Regions from separate parts of the Homo sapiens genome. Here regions 1 and 3 are each linked to region 2. The links are chromatin contacts, found by Hi-C in ENCODE. All regions are on one chromosome and are shown on one strand. Each heading gives the region's core, a stretch centred on a gene start or an enhancer-like site at or near the end of the contact. The rest is flanking DNA. Distances are from core to core; before and after follow the strand shown. Region 1 holds the start of SMPD4 (sphingomyelin phosphodiesterase 4). Region 2 has its middle 39 kb from the start of ARHGEF4. Region 3 holds the start of LINC02572 (long intergenic non-protein coding RNA 2572).

The links. Hi-C counts contacts between places; a loop is a spot of excess contacts on that map. Pooled maps may share reads with other maps.
Region 1: a loop to region 2 is called in a map of CD8-positive, alpha-beta T cell, with 5 times the contacts of the local background. The contact joins the promoter of SMPD4 here to the enhancer-like site in region 2. A Hi-C loop is called at or near these places in 5 of 168 maps with a recorded cell type or tissue (CD4-positive, alpha-beta T cell, CD4-positive, alpha-beta memory T cell, CD8-positive, alpha-beta T cell and 1 more) and 11 of 50 pooled maps.
Region 3: a loop to region 2 is called in a map of CD8-positive, alpha-beta T cell, with 15 times the contacts of the local background. The contact joins the promoter of LINC02572 here to the enhancer-like site in region 2. A Hi-C loop is called at or near these places in 2 of 168 maps with a recorded cell type or tissue (CD8-positive, alpha-beta T cell and naive thymus-derived CD4-positive, alpha-beta T cell) and 10 of 50 pooled maps.

The regions. Positions count from the first base shown.
Region 1 is chr2:130,180,011-130,183,223 of GRCh38, reverse strand. It overlaps SMPD4 (sphingomyelin phosphodiesterase 4), which reads left to right and starts at 1,622. Exons shown (of 20, transcript NM_017951.5): 1 at 1,622-1,694. It overlaps MZT2B (mitotic spindle organizing protein 2B), which reads right to left and starts at 962. Exons shown (of 3, transcript NM_025029.5): 1 at 772-962; 2 at 449-597. The coding sequence starts at 941. RefSeq lists enhancers at 1-13, 1,914-2,710 and silencers at 707-1,216, 1,727-1,866.
Region 2 is chr2:130,796,251-130,799,309 of GRCh38, reverse strand. No RefSeq gene overlaps it. Among named protein-coding and RNA genes, the nearest start is that of ARHGEF4, 39 kb to the left of the region's middle. RefSeq lists silencers at 1,056-1,305, 1,616-1,765. Within about 2 kb of position 1,674, at least 36 of the 41 ENCODE cell types and tissues checked have a DNase peak (open chromatin) inside an H3K27ac peak, as active enhancers do; they include CD8-positive, alpha-beta T cell, where a contact is called at or near this core.
Region 3 is chr2:129,876,009-129,879,005 of GRCh38, reverse strand. LINC02572 (long intergenic non-protein coding RNA 2572) reads left to right here and starts at 1,515. Exons shown (of 6, transcript NR_149127.1): 1 at 1,515-1,558. LOC105373616 (a long non-coding RNA gene) reads right to left here and starts at 1,127. Exons shown (of 3, transcript XR_923328.3): 1 at 340-1,127. RefSeq lists enhancers at 143-698, 699-1,255, 1,276-1,570.

The DNA of each region.
Region 1 (3,213 bases), core at 373-2,872, 620 kb after region 2:
TCGAGACTGTCTTTTGAAAAACATTTAGAGACAGGATCTCACCCTGTCACCCAGAGTGGTCTAAAACTCATGGCCTCAAACGATCCTCCCGCCCTGGGGTCCCAAAGATTATAGGCGTGAGCCAGGGCGCCCAGCCCCAAACTGTCTTGATTCCCGACGTTGTAGGATGAAGGCCTGAGTGAAGAGGTGGAGGGGAGCTAAGCGGAGGAGCCCTACCCAGCCTGGACCACCCTGGGGTACGCACTCTGCGTCCACCTGACCTGGACGTGCCTCCTAAGGCTGGCAGCGAAGCCCAGGAGCAGAGCCCACGGATGGGCCCTGCAGGTGCTGGGCCTAGACCGACAGACAGGCCTGGCCACTCAGGGCCACGCCGCCGCTGTGCCGCGCCTGCCCCCTCCCCGCCCGCCACCCCCGCCACTGGGGCAGGGACAGCGGGCCCAGCTCTGACCTCGGGTCTCGGGCACGCTCGACGTGGGCAGAGACACGGCCGCAGGGTCCTGGGGCTCGCTCGCTAGCCTCTGCCCGGCACACATGGACTTGAGCATCTGGAAGACGGCGAGGGGGGCCACGTTCAGCTTCAGCAGGTCCACCAGGATCCTGGCGGGGACAGACGCGGGGCCGGTGAGCCCTCTCCGCCCGGCGCGGCCACCTCCCTGAAGACCCGACAAGGACGGGGGCGGGGGCTCCTCCCGACCAGCGGGCCGGGCGTACCCGGAAAGCAGAGGTCGGGGGGTGTCTGGCTAGCATGCGGCCCCCACCCGCCCCGCTCACTTGAACACGTCGGGGTCGATAGCGCCGCCCGCCGCCTGCGCCAGCTCGTACAGCTCCATCTCCTCGGTGCTCAGCACCTTCTTCCGCCGCAGCGCCAGCTTCTGCCGGGCCGCCTCCAGCCCCGGGGGCGCCGCCGACCCCGGCCCAGGCCCTACGCCCTGCGCCGCCATCCCCGCGGCCCGCGGAAAGGTGCGCTCCGCCCCGCCGCGCCCCCTAGCGGCTGCGCCCACCACCCTCTCCCTGCAGCGTCAACGTCTGGCCTCCCGGGCTGCCCTGGCGGGAGGGGCGGGAGCGCGGGGACGGGGCCGCCTCCGCGGCGTCATTGAAGCCCAACAGTTATTGGGCGCTCACGGTGTGCTGAGCGGCGCTCTAGGAGCCGGGAGTGGCATGGCGGACCGCAGGGGTCCGCTGCTTGGCGATCTGGGCCTCCCTGATAGACTGCATTGGTCGTGCTCGCTTAGGTGGCAGCACCCAGCCCAGTGCCAGGCATACATTGGGCGCTCGGTAAATGCCTCTTTCAAGAAAGCGTGCAATTTTCTGGTCCGCACCGGTGCACCACTAGGGGTCGCTTTTCGGGGCGGGCGGGGGGAAGGGGGGGGCACTAATCAACAATACTGCTTACGCGCACGCGGATTCCTTGCTGGGGAGAAAGTACCTTGGGGCGCCGGAGGCCGCCACAACGCAGGCGCATTCAGCTAAGGACCACTCCCTCCCCCGCACTCCTGCCTCGCCATTTCTCTTCCCCGCCCGGCCGGCCTTCGCTTTGCGCACGCGCCTTTTGAGGTAACGGCCCAAAGAGGTGGAAGCGCTTTTCCCGCCCGGCCGCGGGGCGTGGCTCTGCGCGCAGCTTGATGACGACTTTCGGCGCCGTGGCGGAATGGCGGCTTCCATCTCTGAGGCGAGCGACGCTATGGATCCCACAGGTGAGTGGCGCGGGATGCGCGCCTGAGACGGTCCGGCGCCCTGGGGGCTTCCCCGAGCCCCTGCGGAGGCCATCTCCGTTCCTCCGCGAGCCCCAGGACTCGGGCCGGCCAGCCGGCTCTGCCCAGGCAGGGCAGGCTGGGGAGTGGAGGGCCCCGGTTGAGTCTTCTGCCACCCCTCTGGGCCATGCCTTTGTGCCACCTTCCCGCGCGGCTCGTACACTCTGTCCCGGTCCGGTAGGTGTTCGCTGAAGGTTAACCTTCGTTGAAGGAATTGAGGGAAGGAGAGCTTTGTGTTGAAGTTGAGCCTTGGGCTCAACAGGCGGTGTGGGTGTAAGAGCCGGGTGTGGGTCCCAGCTCGACCCTTCCCCTGTGTGCTCCACATCTCCGAGCCTTGGTTTTGGAGGCTCCCGAAGCCCAATTGGCAGGAGAGTTGGGAACAAGTGGGCGCGTGCTGTTAAGGGAGGTCTTGGCATGACAGAATTTGCTTGGAATGATTAGCGTTGCCCAAGGGCTGTCGCTGTCAGAAAAACAAAACAAAACAAAAAACAAACGGGGTCCGAAGCAGCTCCTGGAGAAAATAGGTGTTGGAGAGTCGCCATGAAGTGGACTCTAGGTGCATGGCACGCAGAGACCTGTGACGGGGGAGGGTGGCCATGGCAGAGTCAGATAACAGGGGTGTGGGAGACACCTCTTGGGAATTCTCGGGTTTGAATTTCCTTTCTTGGAAATTTCCTAGAAATTCCTCTGGGCCTCATTCTTTCAGTCGCTGCCCATGAAAGCTTCTTCTGAGCAGAGATGCTCTCCCCTTCATCGTCTCTAGAGCTCCGCACTTACCGAACAGTCCACAGTTTAATGCTGCTTTGATCATTTTGTAGTAGTGCAGCGTTTTCTTGACCAAGTGCCTTAGGACTGAGGCGTTTTTCTTTAACACTGCAGTTGATAGCTAGGTTAAGAATTGAGGCCGGGAGCGGTGACTCACGCCTGTAATCCCAGCACTTTGGGAGGCCCAGGCGGGTGGATCACGAGGTCAGGAGTTCAAGACCAGCCTGGCCAAGATGGTGAAACCTCGTCTCTAGTAAAAAATACAAAAATTAGCCGGGCGTGGTAGCGGGCGCCTGTAATCCCAGCCACTTGGGAGGCTGAGTAAGAGAATTGCTTGCACCCGCGAGGCGGAGGTTGCAGTGAGCTGAGATCGCGCCACTGCACTCCAGCCTGTGCGACAGAGCCCAGAGCGAGACTCCGTCTGAAAAAAGAAAAAGAGAAAGCTGGCCGGGCGCAGTGGCTCACGCTTGTAATCCTAGCACTTTGGGAGGCTGAGGCGGGCGGATCACGAGGTCAGGAGATCGAGACCATCCTGGCTAACACGTGAAACCCTGTCTACTAAAAATACAAAAAACAATTAGCCGGGCGTGGTGGCGGGCGCCTGTAATCCCAGCTACTAGGGAGGCTGAGGCAGGAGAATGGCGTGAACCCGGGAGGCGGAGCTTGCAGTGAGCCCAGATCGCGCCACTGCACTCCA
Region 2 (3,059 bases), core at 425-2,924:
GCCACCCTCTTAGGCAGGGTCCTTTTGGGATGACTCACACCTGATACCTTGAGGACCAGCATCACTTGCAACCTTGTCTGTCCACACGGTGCACCTGAAGCGTCTCCACTGCCAGCCCTCTTCCCAGCTTTTCCAGCAACGGATGTCCATAGCCTGCCCTCCTACCCAGGAGTGGTGTCCATCTCTGTCTCAGGGATGCTACTGGTCTGTTTGCTCACAGCAGGGATGGGCCTGCGAGTGCCGGCGCTGAGCAGGCAGCCTGCAGCCCTGAGCCGGCTCCCACTTCAGGGCCATAGAGGGCGGGGAAGGGGGCAGGGCCTGGCAGAGGCTGGAGATGCTTGGATGGGGGCCAACAGCAGGGGGATGGGGGAAGGCAGCGCCTAGCAGCTATCCTTGAAATGAGTGTTTTCGCAGCCAAAGCTCAGGTGTAGGCCCACTCCCCCATGCCACGGCCTTTTGAACATGTGGAACCAGGACTCGGAACGTCCTGTTTTAAAGTGGGAGGTGGGCTGTCACTGGCAGGCGAGAGCTGCCGCCGCGCCTCTGCGAGGCTCCCCATTCCTGCGACCCTATCACATGTGGAAGGTGGGTGGGAGGGTGGTGGCGCGGTTGATCTGATCTCTGTCCCAAATAAGGCTCTTGAGGAGGACGCAGGGCACTTCCAGGGCGAGGGTGCCGCTGGGCTCTGACAAGCCCTTTGGGGACTCGTGGAGTCGTGGGAATGCCAGCTGACTCAGCGAGGGCGGCCTTGGCCACAGCAAGGTACCCTTCCCTACTTTCTGTCTTTCGTGGTGAGGCGATTTTAAAAACGCAGTCTGAGCAGCCCTTGCCATTGTCCTGCTGTGTACCCAGCACTTAGTGTGTCAGCTGGTCCGTGTGGACGGCCCAGTCCCTCCAGTGGCATCCCTACCGGTGACCCCTCCTGCCTGCACCATCGTTCCAAGTCTCAGGGCCGGCGCACAGGCGGGGCGCGGGGCTCTTGGCGCCCCTGCGCTCGGAACGGCTGCTTCCGGGCTGGGTGGCTGCTGTCGCCCAACACGCGGCCTCCGCAGAACAGTGGGCTGAGGTCGGTCCAGGACGGCGGTCCCAGCCCTAGGACCGGCGTACAGTAGAGGGCCCGGCAAAGGCCTCGGCCCAGCGGGGAAGTCGCGCCCTCCTGCGGCGCTGACGGGGACAGCAGGGCTCTCGGGCCGTCCTCTGGCTGTGCCCCGCCCCGGGGGACGCTGGGCGGACTGCGGGGCGTGCCCGGGGGCGCTGCAGTGTGTGCGGACTCGCAGTGGGTGCTCACTGTCGGCCAGAGCCAAGGCGTTCGGCCGCCTCGGCCTGAGGAATGAAGGCGCCTTGTGTCGCTTTAGCAGGCAGCAGTGACCCGTGGCGCGTCCCCGGGGACCCGACTGCGGGGCCAGTGGTGCGAAGCCAGTCCTGTGCCCGGGCCTGGTCCTCCCAGCCTCTAGGAAAGCGGATCTCGCTCTCGGTGAGATGAAACGGCCCAGGAGAGAGGCCCCGTCCCTGGCAGGCGGGTGTCCGCGGCAGCGCGAGCCATTCGCGCGGTCAGCCGGGGCGTCTTCCGGATGCGAGGCCCGCGGAGCTCGTGGGAGGTGCTGGCGCCCTGTGTGGCCCGCCCTGCGCTCCCGGCTGCGGGTTCCGAGACTGAGCCGCCGGGAGCCTCCGGAGAGACAGCTCCGCGCGCCCCCTGCTGGCAGGAGGGAGTCGCTCTATGCTGGGCCGGAGAGCAGGGTCCTCCACGCGGCAGGGGGACTGCGCTAAGAAGTCAGGCCCCGCCCCGTGGCTGGGTTTCAGGGCCACAGGCAGCAAGAGACCCACTTCTATCCACCCTGCCCGGCTTATGTAGCACGAAGAGGGCTCTGAAGAAGCAGCCTCTTACTGACATTCTACACACCCTTATGAAAAGCCCCCAAAGAGGCCCCGCGCGGTGGCTCAAGCCCGTAATCCAAGCACTTTGGGAGGCTGAGGCAGGCAGATCACCTGAGGTCAGGAGTTCGAGACCAGCCTGGCCAACATGGTGAAACCCCGTCTCTACTAAAAATACGAAAATTTGCTGGGTGTGGTGGCGTGCGCCTGTAATCCCAGCTACTCCGGAGGCTGAGACAGGAGAATCGCGTGAACTCGGGAGGCGGAGGTTGCAGTGAGCCGAGATCGAGCCACTGCACTCCAGCCTGGGCGACAAGAGCAAAACTCTGTCTGGAAAAAGGAAAAAGAAAGAAAAAGCCCCCAGAGTCGGGTCTAGCCAGGGTCCCCAGCAGACAGTTAATCAATGAAAATGGGCCAAGTGCAGTGGCTCACGCCTGTAATCCCAGCACTTTGGGAGGCCGAGACGGGAGGGTCACGAGGTCAGGAAATCGAGACCATCCTGGCTAACATGGTGAAACCCCGTTTCTACTAAAAAATACAAAAAAATTAGCCGGGCGTGGTGGCGGGCGCCTGTAGTCCCAGCTACTCGGAAGGCTGAGGCAGGAGAATGGCGTGAACCCGGGAGGCGGAGCTTACAGTGAGCCAAGATAGTGCCATTGCACTCCAGCCTGGGTGACAGAGCGAGACTCCGTCTCAAAAAAAAAAAAAAAAAAAAAAAAAGAAAGAAAAAAAGAAAAGAAAGAAAGAAAACGCATGGCTCTCAGGGCCCTGGAGGCTGGAAGGGTCTATTTCCCATGCATGACTCCCTTGTAAGAGGATACAGGGCCCTGCAGAGCTCAGGAATGCAGAGTGGGAGGGGGACAGAGGCAAGCACACCTGCAGAGGTGACAGAGGAGAAGGCTGTGGAAGGCCGAGGGCTTTGAGTGGTCTGGCAGCCACAGTCAGCAGGAAGTGGCCTGGGGCTTTGCACCCTGCAGCCTGGCTCTCCCCACGCTCTGGGGTGGGACTGCAATGGTGTTGAGTCACTGCATACAGCCTCTGTCATATATTCTTCTGGTGCTTTTGTTAAGTGTGAGAACCACTGGCCTACACAATGGAGAGATGGGCCTGGGCCCTGGAGGGAAGGACTTGGAAGAAAGGGTAGACCAATTCAGAGACTGAGGGAATGGGAGCCAGCGGAGGTTCCA
Region 3 (2,997 bases), core at 266-2,765, 920 kb after region 2:
ACTTCTTACTGGTGTGATAGTGATACACACTCAATATAAACTCTACTTTGAGTACCCACACAACCATTCTCTTTTTCACTCTCAGTACAGTATTCAATAAATGACATGAGATATTCAACACTTAACTATAAAGTAGGATTTTGCCTAACTCTGAGCACGTTAAAAGCAGGCTACACTAAGCTATGATGTTTGGTAGGTCAAGTGTATTAAATGCATCTTTGACTATGGTATTTTCAACTTACGATGGGTTTACTGGGATGTAACCCCCATGGTAAGTCAAGGAGTATCTGTATATACACCCACAAAACTACGGAGAAACAAGGTATTTCCCAAGCCTACCTTAAAGATAAGCAACGCTATCCCGTTTCCGGGAGCCCAGGGGTCCTGCGCTGAGCAGCGGCCTTCCTTGGGCGTTCCAGCTCTTCTGGGCAGCGCCGGGCGCTCTCACACAAATGCTGCCTCCTTCAGCGCGGGTCTTACAAAGTTGTGCTGTTCTGCATGTTGTTATTTCTAGCTTGTGTTGCACATTTCAGTATTTCCCAAACAGAACATACTGACCATCACTTAATGTTTTCTACATGATTCTAATCATTGTCCATATCCATTCAACAACTTTCAGCGTTCAGGGAAGGCATTAGTGCCCGCTTCTGGGGCTGGACGACGGGGCTATCTGAGAAGAACCGGAGGCCGGGGCTACCTCGGGAGCCTCGCGGCGGGAACGGGTCCCAAGGCCTGCGGCGACAGTACCGGGAGGTAGCCCAGGCCATACACACTAGAGCCTGGCGGAGCTGCTGGCCAGGATGCCAGGGCAGCAGGTGCACGCAGGGCCCTAGCAGAGCTCCTCCAAGAGGGGGTCTTCAGAAATAACCCCTGCGAAGGAGTGGGAGGTGCTCCGGCTGCAGCCCCCCCGGGAATAACCCAATACGTCTATTGACAAAGAAGCCGGCCTACTTTGCTTAAATCCAGAATTTATCAAGCATACATGGTCACAGACCACCCCCTCCTGCTGCTCTGGTATGACATCATTACTTTTTTGAGAACTGTTGTGTTCATCATGCAGAATGCCTTCAGCCAGCCTAACCGCCAGCTTCCTCCGGGATGGGTTTTCCTCACTCTGCAGCCCAGCATGTGGGAAAGACCCTGCGCCTGCTGTGCCCGCCCCCGCGCCCGCCCCCCGACACGCGCGCCCGCCCCCCCACACGCGCGCCCGCCCCCGACACGCGCGCCCGCCCCCCCACACGCGCGCCCGCCCCACCTGGCCCTGTTCCCGCCCCCTCCCCTCCCTGCTTCGCCCTGTCCCCGCCCCCTCCCCAGGCTGTTCTGTCCACCCCTGCTCCTTCCGCTCCCGGCCCGGCCCCGCCCCCGCCCCTCTCCCCGGAAGAATGGGGGCCTCTGCTCACACCAGATTGGTCGGACGGCATCACGTGACCTCATCTCTTGGACTCGCTTGCTATTCCCGAAAAGGGGGAAAGGATTTGGGGGGGACAATCGCGGAGCCTCTCGCTGGCTTTAGGGAGAGAGGGCTGGGGTAGAGGAGAGCCCCAGGGAGCAGGCAGAGGTGGGTTGGCTAGGGCCTTGTGTGACTTGGGCTGAGAAACTTCACTTATTCCCTGGCGCTGGCAGTTGTCAAACTGGGTCTTGTAGATGCTAAGTCTCCATAGAGGTATCGTAGGTATGTTGCAAATGCTTGATTTGAATTGCTTTTTTAAAACAAACGTGTCTTAAATAATTTTTAAAGCTTAAATGATTTTAAAAGACTGCTCAAATGTGCCGTGTCTCATTTATGGTTGTTTATTCACGTGCGAGAGGAGCTGGCTCTGCTATCAACAAAAGGGCTGCTGGTTCCCTCTGGCAGTGATTTTGAAACTTTTTAAGCAGCAAAACCCCCTTCCAAACCGAGAATTCTGCGGTGCTTCAGTCATTAAGACTGATAGAAGCTATATTTATTGGGATAGAGTGATTTTATAATCTTTATTATACAATTGATAACCTAGGGAAAGAAAGATTGAGCTGCAAAGAGGGAAGGCAGAGGAGAAGGGAGATATCACCAGGCTGTAGGTGGGAAAGGGAGTGGAATGGTGGCTTAGACAGGTGCAGGCGGTGTGAAGGACTCACAGGAAGAGAGTCTTGCCTTTCCAGCTCCCAGCTGTTTTTTGCTGATGGATTGGATGTGGGGCCACAGGGTGGCAAGAGAGAAAACCAGGATGACTCCTGAGATTTTGGCTTGAGCAACTGGGCCGATTCTGGTGCCAGTTGTTGAGGTGGAGTGTGGGAAACTGAACATGCCCTCGTGTGTGTGGGGACACTTTTGGGCGGTTACAGGAGGTAGTGGTAACGAATGATAATAGCAGAACATCAGGGTAAGCCTGATAAAGAATTATAAAAATCAGGCCATCAGGGTAAACTCAACGTAACTACTGATGCAAATTGAATAGCTTCTGGCTGTTTACTAAAAACGGAATGAGGGATAGTAACTGTAGCTTTAATTCCATAACAATAGAGCTAAAAATCTACCATAGCTGTGTAGACACTTGCTGACTACCTGAATGCATTCAGGTTTTTTCTAAATAATAGAATTATCTAATCATTCTCTATTTTTTGAATTGGCATGTTCCTTTGGGTGTTGGTTTCCTTTCTGCCCCCACAAGTTTGGTGACAAGGATGGGACACCTTGAGTGAGCCTTTCCACTGGGCAAATTGGAGGATGTGTAGCCATCTTCGGTCAGACAAGAGGCCTTGTTTGCTGAAGTCTTTCTTAAACACATTGACTCATTAAGTCTATCATTTGATTGACCCTACTGTCGTAGCTTACACCAAAGAAAAATTATGGTCATGTGTAAAGCTATATCCTCTCCCTAGCTCAAATACGGGGAATTGAACCTGTAATTAGAGAACTAGAAAGAGAATCATAAAGAAAGGACATTTGCCTTGTAATAGTCTTCCTATATTACCTATGAAAAAGGAAGGGAAACTGACAAAGAAGTTTAGCTTGCTTAC